Regions from separate parts of the Homo sapiens genome. Here all the other regions are linked to region 1. Evidence: chromatin contacts called from ENCODE Hi-C or POLR2A ChIA-PET data. All regions are on one chromosome and are shown on one strand. Each heading gives the region's core, a stretch centred on a gene start or an enhancer-like site at or near the end of the contact. The rest is flanking DNA. Distances are from core to core; before and after follow the strand shown. Region 1 holds the start of ZNF714 (zinc finger protein 714). Region 2 holds the start of LINC00664 (long intergenic non-protein coding RNA 664). Region 3 holds the start of ZNF738 (zinc finger protein 738).

The links. Hi-C counts contacts between places; a loop is a spot of excess contacts on that map. ChIA-PET counts read pairs that join two places held with the same protein, here RNA polymerase II (POLR2A). Pooled maps may share reads with other maps.
Region 2: a pooled map shows a loop between it and region 1 (4-fold over the local background). The contact joins the promoter of LINC00664 here to the promoter of ZNF714 in region 1. A Hi-C loop is called at or near these places in 1 of 168 maps with a recorded cell type or tissue (mammary epithelial cell) and 5 of 50 pooled maps. POLR2A ChIA-PET finds 5 or more read pairs at or near these places in 1 of 52 experiments (B cell).
Region 3: a pooled map shows a loop between it and region 1 (5-fold over the local background). The contact joins the promoter of ZNF738 here to the promoter of ZNF714 in region 1. A Hi-C loop is called at or near these places in 1 of 37 single-sample maps with no recorded cell type and 8 of 50 pooled maps. POLR2A ChIA-PET finds 5 or more read pairs at or near these places in 2 of 52 experiments (both WTC11).

Annotation. Positions count from the first base shown.
Region 1 is chr19:21,080,521-21,083,934 of GRCh38, forward strand. It overlaps ZNF714 (zinc finger protein 714), which reads left to right and starts at 1,683. Exons shown (of 5, transcript NM_182515.4): 1 at 1,683-1,828. RefSeq lists an enhancer at 2,022-2,171.
Region 2 is chr19:21,481,824-21,485,237 of GRCh38, forward strand. LINC00664 (long intergenic non-protein coding RNA 664) reads left to right here and starts at 1,892. Exons shown (of 11, transcript NR_037194.1): 1 at 1,892-2,183.
Region 3 is chr19:21,357,156-21,360,569 of GRCh38, forward strand. ZNF738 (zinc finger protein 738) reads left to right here and starts at 1,845. Exons shown (of 5, transcript NM_001355237.2): 1 at 1,845-1,988. The coding sequence starts at 1,986. RefSeq lists enhancers at 558-1,115, 1,907-2,206.

The DNA.
Region 1 (3,414 bases), core at 433-2,932:
GGTAGAGACAGGGTTTCACCTTGTTAGCCAGGATGGTCTCGGACTCCTGACCTCTTGATCCACCCACCTCGGACTCCCAAAGTGCTGGGATTGCAGGCGTGAGCCACCGTGCCTGGGCGATTCTATTTTATTCGTTGATCTTTTGTGGTGCTTTTACAATTTTACATCTACATATTATAAATCCAGTAACAAAGAGTCATAATTGTTGCTTTTAATAGTGATAGGTTGCTTTAAAACTGAAGGGTACAATTTAGTCAGATACTTTGGTGCTATGCAAATACAATGCTTATTTTTTAAGTGTTATTTACAATTTTTACACTCCTCAGTTAACCTTGGATACAATAATAACTGGTGGTTTTGTGATGGTTTCTTTAGCATTTTATCTATGTTGATTAGTATTTGGAATTCTGTAAAAAAAAATTTCCCTATCCTTTTTTCTTTTTTATTTATTTAAAGTTTTTTGTGTATCAGTGTAAATGCATGGGTATTTATTTATTTGACTTGATTTATTTTATAGGTCAGTGCTCTAATTATTCATTTGGATGCTAACATTGTTCCAGGATGGACCATTGGGAGTTCTTTCAGGCTGGCTCCCTTTGACATGTTCCCATCATTTTTTAAAATTAAAAAAAAAGAAAGAAAAAACATTTTGAGGCTGGGTGCGGTGGCTCACGCCTGTAATCCCAACACTTTGGGAGGCCAAAGCGGGCAGATCACCTGAGGTCAGGAGTTCAGGACCAGCCTGGCCAACATGGTGAAACCCCGTGTCTACTAAAAATACAAAAAATTAGCCGAGCATGGTGGCGCGCGCCTGTGATCTCATCCAGCAGTGCTTTACTTGTAATTATTTTATTCCTGCTGCCGTCTCCTCTTTCTTTGGCCACTATCTGTTCCACCCCCGGAACGGAAGAGAGATGTTGGTAGGGAGAGGCTCTTCCTTCACCTCTGGCAGAAAAGGTTTGCTTGGGCCCTTCACACCGCTGACATCAGAGCTGCACTTCAATGTGGCAGTTATTGGCCATGTGTGGCGCCTGGTCTGAAGTGCGATGCTAGAAAGGTAAAATACAGAGTTAGTTTCAAAGATTTAGTTCCAAATATTTATATACTTTATTAATAATTACATATTTCTCACACATTAAAATGAAAATTTTTTTGATATATTGGGTTAATTAAATTGTTACAATCAATTCAACCTGTTCTTGTTTCTTTTTCAAGTTTGGCTACTAGAAAACTTAAAATTCACATATGGCTCACATTTTATTTCAGAGGATTACCTCCTTTCTAAAATCTCAGCCTGCCTGCTCAAAGACCAGAAAGAAGCCAGGAAGGTCATAAAATCTGAAATTTTAAAATAATTGTTATTATAAAATTATATTTTTTCCTTTGTGAAGAGCCATATATTATTTATAAATGCATATGACTTTACACACAAGTTTAAAGGCAAATTCCCTCTGGGGTGGGCCTGGCTCAGCTCTGGGAGGAAGCCCTGCCTGAGAAGGCTGCAGCCTAGGCTGTCACCCTTTCTTCACTCAGCCCAGCAACTGATCACATCTTCTGTCACTCAGGGCACGAGAAGGTGGGGTTTTAAAAGTTATCCAATCAGCGACGCTGGGTTGGGAACCGTCCAATCAGGCCTGCAGCTGGAGCGGACAGGACGGCTTCGGGGATGTGGCGGGGCCTTTGTCTCTCGCTGCAGCTGGAGCTGCAGGTCTCGCCTTCACTGCCCTGTGTCCTCTGCTCGCAGAGGCCCAGCCTCTGTGGCCCTGTGACCTGCAGGTATTGAGAGATCCACAGCTAAGACGCCAGGTACCCCGGAAGCCTAGAAATGGTGAGAGTGCCGGGTCCGACATCCCGAGAGAGGGGAAGGGGCGGGTTGTAAGCGGTGGGAAGTGGCTGTGGTGGGACTTAGGCCTCCCCGCAGTCAACTCTACAATCTGCGCCCGGAGTTCTCCTTGCTCAGCTCGGCCTCAGTCCCCTTCAGCCATAAGATGGCGGCTGCGCTGACTGCGGGATCCCGGGCGTCCTGTCTTTTCCCTGCGCAGTGACTGGGCCCTGACCTGGAGTCCTCTCAGGGCAGCTCTGGACCCTCAGCGGCGCGTCTCTCCCGGATTGTGCAGGGACCACTGGAGGGTCCCAGGGGTAGAATCCTGACTCGGGGTGCGGGTTTATGAATGGGTCCGTGGGGTTCCAGTTCCTCTTCTGTTGAAAATGTATGGGAGTCACCGTTAAAACACTAAAGCATTTAATCAAAGCGTGATTCAAAAATTGTGGAGCACCCAGCTGTGGTTTGTAATTTATGGTTTATGGGCGGGGCTTGAAGTAAAGACTTTTATAAACAGCATGATGAAGAAAACCAAATTCAGTAATTGGTTAGGTTCAGATACATAGTTTCTTAATTTGTAAAATAAAGGTGAAAATTTCCTGGTTATGTAATTAGATGTTAATTGGCAGTTTATAGTTGGTTAAGGATGAATTTTGTTTCTCTCAATGTAGTAATTTACTAAAAATGCACCTCAGTTAGATTTTTTTTTTTTAAGATGGAGTTTCGCTCTTGTTGCCCAGGCTGGAGTGCAATGGGGCGATCTTGTCTCACCGTAACCTCTGCCTCCCGGGTTCAAGCGATCCAATGCTTCAGCCTCCCAGGTAGCTGGGATTACAGGCATGCGCCACCACGCCCGTCTAATTTTGTGGTTTTAGTAGAGACGGGTTTCTGCATGTTGGTCAGGCTGGTCTCGAACTCCCGACCTCAGGTGATCTGCCCTCCACGGCCTCCCCAAAGTGCTGGGATTACAGGCGTGAGCCACCGCGCCCAGCCAGATTTTTTTAAAAGTAGGAATCCAGGGACTAGAGACACCTCAGTCTAATTTCCCGCCGCTTAATTATTTTCACACTCCATGGGGAACTGATTTTCTGGTGCATTTTTCAACTGTGTCCCAAGCACTGTCTTAAATCTAACCTCCCGTCCCCCATATCTCCAGCCTCACTCTGGCTTGCAGTAAGATATTAAATTTCCAGTTCCTCCTGGCATTCCCTAATGCCAGCTTTTCCTCCCTAATTCACGTTATCACCTGTTTGTCTTTTAGTGTACTTTTGTATACCATATTTTAATTAATTATTTTTTGACAAAGCTTTAAATGACGCTTTTTAAAAGGTTTGTTACCTGTTTGTAACTTTCCCATGAGAAGAAAGCAAAGAATAATCCCCTGACACTGTATTGTAAAATTTCTCTGTGCCTCTTCTCCTTGTATCTTCTCTAGGTACAAAGATCTTGTCAGAATGTTTTTGGGTCAAGGTATTCCTTTGAAACCTTTATGAGGTGATGTGTCCTCAGCCACCCTTTAGTTTTTTTCTGGTCGTGGGTTTCAGTACTGTCTGGGGATCAACCAAGATATCCACCATGGTTATGTCAGCTAA
Region 2 (3,414 bases), core at 642-3,141, 400 kb after region 1:
CTAAGTCTGGGGAGGTTGAGGCTGCAGTAAGCCATGATGGTGCCACTGCACTCCAGCCTGGGTGACAGAGTGAGACCCTGTCAAAAACAAACAAGCAAGCAACAGATATTTTATGCCCTTCTCTGGGTAGGAAGCAAAATGAACAGAACTCAGCATTTTAAAATTTAAATTTTATTTTTGAATTTTAATCTATTTATTTATGTATTTTGAGATCAGGTTATGAAACTGGCTAATTTTTGTATTTTGGGTTGAGATGATGTTTTACCATGTTGCCCAGGATGGTCTCGAACTCCTGGGATGAAGCGATGCACCTGCCTTGGCCTCCTAAAGTACTGGGATTACAGGCGTGATTCATTGCCAGGTTGCAATTTTTTTTTTAATCTCTTGTCTTTCTGAGAGTTTCGTGGCAGAGAGTTTGGTTCATTTAAGTTCATTCTAAATAGACATTTAGGACGTTAACTTCTGGCCTCATGGACTCTGAGGTTACAAGTCCCCTGGTCTATCACAGGACCATACACATAAGAAATAAAAAAAAATCGGCTGGGCGTGGTGGCTCACGCCTGTAATCCCAACACTTTGGGAGACTGAGGCGGCTGGATCACCTGAGGTCAGGAGTTTGAGACCAGCCTGGCCAACATGGCGAAACCCCGTGTCTACTAACAATAAAAAATTAGCCGGGCGAGGTGGTGCGTGCCTGTAATACCAGTTCCTCAGGAGGTTGAGGTACTAGAATCGCTTGAACCCGGGAGGCGGAGATGGCAGTGAGCCAAGATTGCCCCACTGCACTCTAGCCTGGGTGACAAAGCAAGACTCCGTCTCAAAAAAAAAAAAAAAAGACTCCAATCAAAAAGCAAATAAGTAAATAAACAAACATAACGTTTATAATAAGTAATTGTGTTACAAAGAAATATAGTTATGTCCCCTAAACCAAGGTCTCACAGAAAAGGAAGCCTGTGCACAGACTGGGTCAACTGTGTCTTCTCTACTGTCCCTACCTCAAAGTTGGCTTCTTCCTTGTTGCCTAGAAAATCGTCGCCCTGACTGGGTATGATTGTTCTTTGATCAGTATATGCATATATATGTATTTTTTCATTCTTTCCTGGCTGATTATTGCGTGGGTGGTTGTTTGGCGCCTCCTAGCGGCCGGCTAGCAGTACAGGCCTCCTCCAGAGGCCGCTTGGGCTGACGGCACGGCTTGTGGCCCACAGGGGCGGCCACCTTTCTAGAGTTCTCTTGTCCTCTGGAGCTCCAGTGGCAGCTGCCGAGGGAGGGACAGCCCCCGCTGTGAGCTGAGCAGAGCTCGGGAGTCCTGCAGACTTCAGCAGAACAGTCCCGATGGTGCCAGAGCTCTGGCGCGTCCCTTGTGAGTCATAGCTCTGGCGTGTAGGGCTGTGGAGGGGAGGCTGTTACCGTGCTCCCGGCATGAGCTTAGTGTGGGGCTGCCCGGGCTGGTCCCCAGCTCACCGCAGCTGCGGAGGCCCGACCCTCGGAACCCACCAGGCATGATGCAGGGGGCCGGGGACACCCCCCAGGCCCGGTTGCGGGCCCATGTGTGTCCTGGCCGTTTGAGGCTCTGGCCGATTTCTTTTCCCAAGTCCCCATGGAGAATCAGGGACCGTCCTGTGCCATCTTCCGAGAGCCTGGAAGGGTCCGCCCGTGGGCTTTCCGAGCGCCGAAGGGGCCACATGCTGCTCTGAGGGTGCCGCAGGTTCGTGGGGCTCCCTTGCTTGGTGTCCACCCCCTCTGGTTTCCTCCTCTTCCCACCCTGCGGGTGGCTCGTCGCCCTGGCTGGGACGCCGCTGTGGGAGCGTGGTGGGATGGCTGAGGCGCGGGCGTCAGAGGGTGTGGCCCGGCAGCCCCCGTTTCAGGGGTGGCTGTGTGGTCTGGAAGTGGCGGTCCAGGTCCTGGGCCTCTCCCACTCAGCAGCGGGGAGGAGGGGTCGGCGGGGAGTAGGGGCCGGTCGCCCCCCCTTGAGCTCTTCCCCGTCTTAGTGGACCAGCAGACAGTGTGGGAGAGCGCTGGGAAGGAAGGTTGGCGGAGTTATACTCCAGACGGACGGGCTCAGGCCCCGCGCGCCACACTCGGCCACACTTGGCGCGTAGTGTGGACCCGGTGGGCCTCTGCCCTCGCCACCGGCTGGCTTCTCTGTCCAGCCGCTGGGTCGACCAGATGTCAGCCCCAAGGTTAGGGTTTGGCCTCCAGCTTGAGATGTTTAAGACGGACTAGATAGCTCTCGCCCGCGGCAGTACCGCTTAGGTCCAGCAGAGGGTGCGATTACGGCTCACGCGCCCTCCACCTGCCCGGACTCACCCAGGTCATCCTCCCTTTTCTTTTTTCTTTTCTTTTCTCTCTTCTCTTCTCTTCTCTTCTCTTCTCTTCTCTTCTCTTCTCTTCTCTTCTCTTCTCTTCTCTTCTCTTCTCTTTCTCTTTCTGTCTGTTTTTCTTTCTTTGAGTTTTCGCTCTTGTTGCCCAGGCTGGGGTGCAATGGGGCAATCTCGGCTTACTGCAACCTCCACCTCCCGAGTTCAAGCGATTCTCCCGCCTCAGCCTCCTGAGTAGCTGGGATTACAGGCGTGCGCCACCACACCCAGCTAATTTTGTATTTGTAGTAGAGATGGGGTCTCCATGTTGGTCAGGCTGGTCTGGAACTCCCGACCTCAGGTGATTCGTCCACCTTGGCCTCCCAAAGCACTGGGATTACAGGTGTGAGCCACCATGCCCGGCCCCATCCTCCTGTTTCTGCCTCCAGAGTAGCTGAGGCTCGGGATCTTTCTGGGTTTTTTTTTCTTTTTTTCTAGCCCCACTTTGAGTTTGTTTCCACGGTACATTGAGTTACTATTGTTTTGTTTTGTTTTGTTTTCTCTCTTAAGCACCTTCCTGCACACTGAAGTTGCTGTTTTAAATTTCTTCTTTCATACGTGTGTGTGTGTGTGTGTGTGTGTGTATGTTTTTTTAAATGAGGTCTTCTTAGTCACCCAGGCTGAAGTGCAGGTGTGTGATCACAGCTCACTGCAGCCTGGACCTCCTTGGGCTCAGGGGATCCTCCGTCTTAGTTCTCCCAGTAGCTGGTACTACAGTCACGTACCACCACACTGGCTCTTTATTTTGCATTTTTTACTTTTTATTTTTGTAGAAATGAGGTTCTGCCATGTTTCTCAGACTGGTCTCGAACTCCTGTGATCAAGCAATCCACCAGCCTTGACCTCCCAAAGTGCTGGGATTACAGGCATGCACCATCCTGCCTGGCTGGCTGGCTATCTATCTATCTATCTGTCTATCATCTCTCTCTGTCTGTCCAGCTCTGTCTATCTGGCTGGCTCTGTCTCTGTCTTTCTGATCTATCTATCTATCATCTTTTTTTTTTTTTTTTTTTTTTTTTTGAGACAATCTCACACTGTCACCCAGGCTGGAGTG
Region 3 (3,414 bases), core at 595-3,094, 280 kb after region 1:
CAGGATTCAGTGACAGGTTGATTACTTGTTGCCTTCTAACAGTGGGCACCCTCTAGGTACTGATTTCTTCCCCTAATTTAAAGTTGGATGTCTTGAAAGAGAATGTTGGGTAATGCAGAAATACTGGGAGACATGTATGCATGTGATTGGTGTTTATATTCGCACAGTCCCCACACCACAGGAGAAAACAGATAACCACAGCCTCGCAATTAGGGTCAAGGCCAAATAGCAAAATAAGTTTGCCTTTAATCTATTTTCTCTGTATCTAAACACTGGAGTCCAAGAATGTGGGCAGAACTGAAGACACAGAGTTTTTTTCTCCTAAGCTCCATCATCCTATGTTCACAGCCTAATCTCTAAAAGAAAGGTGGGCAACAGGTGGTAAGCAGTGGTTTACCTGTGGTTATTTTATTTCTGCTGCCCTCAGCTCTTTCTATGGCCACTATCTGTTCCAACCTCAGAACTGAAGATAGATGTTAGTAGGGAGAGGCCCTTCCTTCCCCTCTGGCCCTTCACACCATTGACATCAGAGCTGCCATGTGTGGCTCCTGGGTGCCTGGAATGTGCTTGGTCTGAACCGCGATATGCTAGAAAGGTAAAACACAGAGTTATTTTCAAAAATTTAGTTGCAAATATTTATATACTTCATTAATAATTACATATTCCTCACACATTAAAATGATATTTTGTATATATTAGGTTAATTACATTGTTACAATCAATTCAACCTGTTCCTTGTTATTGTTGTTGTTGTTGTTGCTGTTGTTGCAGTCTGTCACTAGGCTGGAGTGCAGTGGCGCAATCTCGGCTCACTGCAACCTCTGCCTCCCGGGTTCAAGCGATTCTCCTGCCTCAGCCTCCCCAGTAGCTGGGATTACAGGCATGCGCCACCACGCCTGGCTAATTTTTATATTTTTTTCAGTAGAGACAGGGTTTAGCCATATTGCCAGGAGGGTCTCAATCACTTGATCTCGTGATCCACCAGCCTCGGCCTCCCAAAGTGCTGGGATTACAGGCGTGAGCCACTGCGCGTGGCCTCTTGTTTCTTTATATTTTTCACCCCCCAAAACGGAGTCTCGCTCTGTCCGCCCAGGCTGGAGTGCAGTGGCGCGATCTCTGCTCACTGCAACCTCCTCCGCCTCCCGGGTTCAAGCAATTCTCCTGCCTCAGCCTCCTGCGTAGCTGGGATTACAGATGTCCACCACCACGCCCGGCTAATTTTTGTATTTTTAGTAGAGACGTGGTTTCACCATGTTAGCCAGGCTGGTCTCAAACTCCTGACCTCTTGATCTGCCCGCCTTGTACTCCTAAAGTCCTAGGATTACAGGCGTGAGCCACCATGCCTGGCCCCTTGTTTCTTTTTAATTTTCTAGTTTGGCTACCAGAAAATTCAAAATTCACGTGGCTCACATTTTATTTCAGAGGATTACCTCCTTTTTAAAATCTCAGGCTGCCTGCTCAAAGGACCGTAAGCCAGGAAAGTAAAAAAACCCTGAAATTTTAAAACATTTGTTATTATATCCTTTTCATTTATGTATAGCCATATGATATAGTATTTACAAATGCATATGACCTTATACGCAAGGTTGAATGCAAATACCCTTTGGGGTGGGCCTATCTCAGCTCAAGGAGGAAGCCCTGCCTGAAAAGGCTGCAGCCTAGGCGGTCACTCTTTCTTCATTCAGCCCAGCATCTAATTACATCTTCTGTCAGTCAGGGCCTGAGAGGGTGGGGTTTTAAACGTTATCCAATCAGCGACGCTGGGCTGGGAACTGTCCAATCAGGCACGCAGCTTGAGCGGAGAGGACGGCTTCCGGGATGTGGCGGGATTTGTCCGCTTCTTTGTCTTTGGCTGCCGCTGGAACTCCGGGTCTCGTCTTCACTGCTCTGTGTCCTCTGCTCCTAGAGGCCCAGCCTCTGGTCCTGTGACCTGCAGGTATTGGGAATCCACAGCTAAGACGCCGGGACACCCTGGAAGCCTAGAAATGGTGAGAGTGCGGGGTCCAACATCCCGAGAGAGGGGAAGGGCTGGTTGGAACCGGTGGGAAGTGGCTGTGGCGAGACTCAGGCCTCCCCGCAGTCAGCTCTACAATCTGCGCCCCGAGTTCTCCTTGCCCAGCTCGGCCTCAGTCGCCTTCAGCCATAAGATGGCGGTTGCGCCGACAGCCCGGCCCCCGGGCGTCCTGTCTCTTCCCTGCATAGTGACTGTGCCCTTGCCTGGAGCCCTCTCTGGGGAATCTCTGCACCCGCAGCGCCGCTTCTCTACCGGATTGTGCAGGGACCGTGGGAGGGTCGTCAGGGGAGAATCCTGACTTGGGGTGCGGGTTCATGAATGGGAAGAGGTTTGTTCCGTGGGGTTCCCAGTTCCTATTATCTCCTATTAAAAGTTAATGGGAGTCACTGCAAAAATATTAAAAGAATTTAATCAAAGAGTGGTTCTAGGCTGGGCGCGGTGGCTCACGCCTGTAATCCCAGCACTTTGGAAGGCCGAGGTGGGCGGATCAGAGGTCAGGAGATCAAGACCATCCTGGCTAACACGGTGAAACCCCGTCTCTACTAAAAATACAAAAAATGAGCCGGGCGTGGTGGCGGGCGCCTGTAGTCCCAGCTACTCAGGAGGCTGAGGCAGGAGAATGGCGTGAACCCAGGAGGCAGAGCTTGCAGTGAGCCGAGATCGTGCCACTGCACTCCAGCCTGGGCGACAGAGCGAGACTCTTGTCTCAAAAAAAAAATTAACTTATTAAATAATTTAATCAAAAAGTGGTTCTAGAATTGTAGAGCACCAAGCTGTGGTTTTTAGTTTGTGGTCTATGGGAGAGGCTTGAAAGAAAGTCTTTTGTAAAATGCATGATGAAGAAAACCAAATTTAGTAATTGGTTAGGTACAGTTACGTGGTTTTTTAATTTGTACATTAAAGGTGAAAATTTCCTGGTTATGTAATCGGAGCTCAATTGGCAGTTTATAGTAGGTGAAGCCTCAATTTTGTTTCTCTGAATTTAGTAATTAAAAATAATGCGCCTGAGTTAGATTTTTTAAATTGAAGTAGGAACCCAGGGACTAGAGAAACCTCAGTCTAATTGCCTGCCACTTAATTATTTTCACACTCCACAGGGAACTGATTTTCTGCTGCATTTTTCACCTGGGTCCCAATCAGGGTCTTAAGTCTAACCCCCATCCCTCATTACTCCAACCTCATTCTTGCTTGCAGTAAGATACTAAATTTCCAATTTCTTCTGGGGTTCCCAAATGCCAGCTTTTCCTCCCTAATTCACATTATCACGTATTTGTGTTTTTTTGTTTGTTTTGTTTTGTTTTTGAGATGGAGTCTCGCTCTGTCTCCCAGGCTGGAGTGCAATGGCGCGATCTCGGCTCACCTCAACCTCCGCCTCCCGGTTTTAAACAATTCTCCCACTT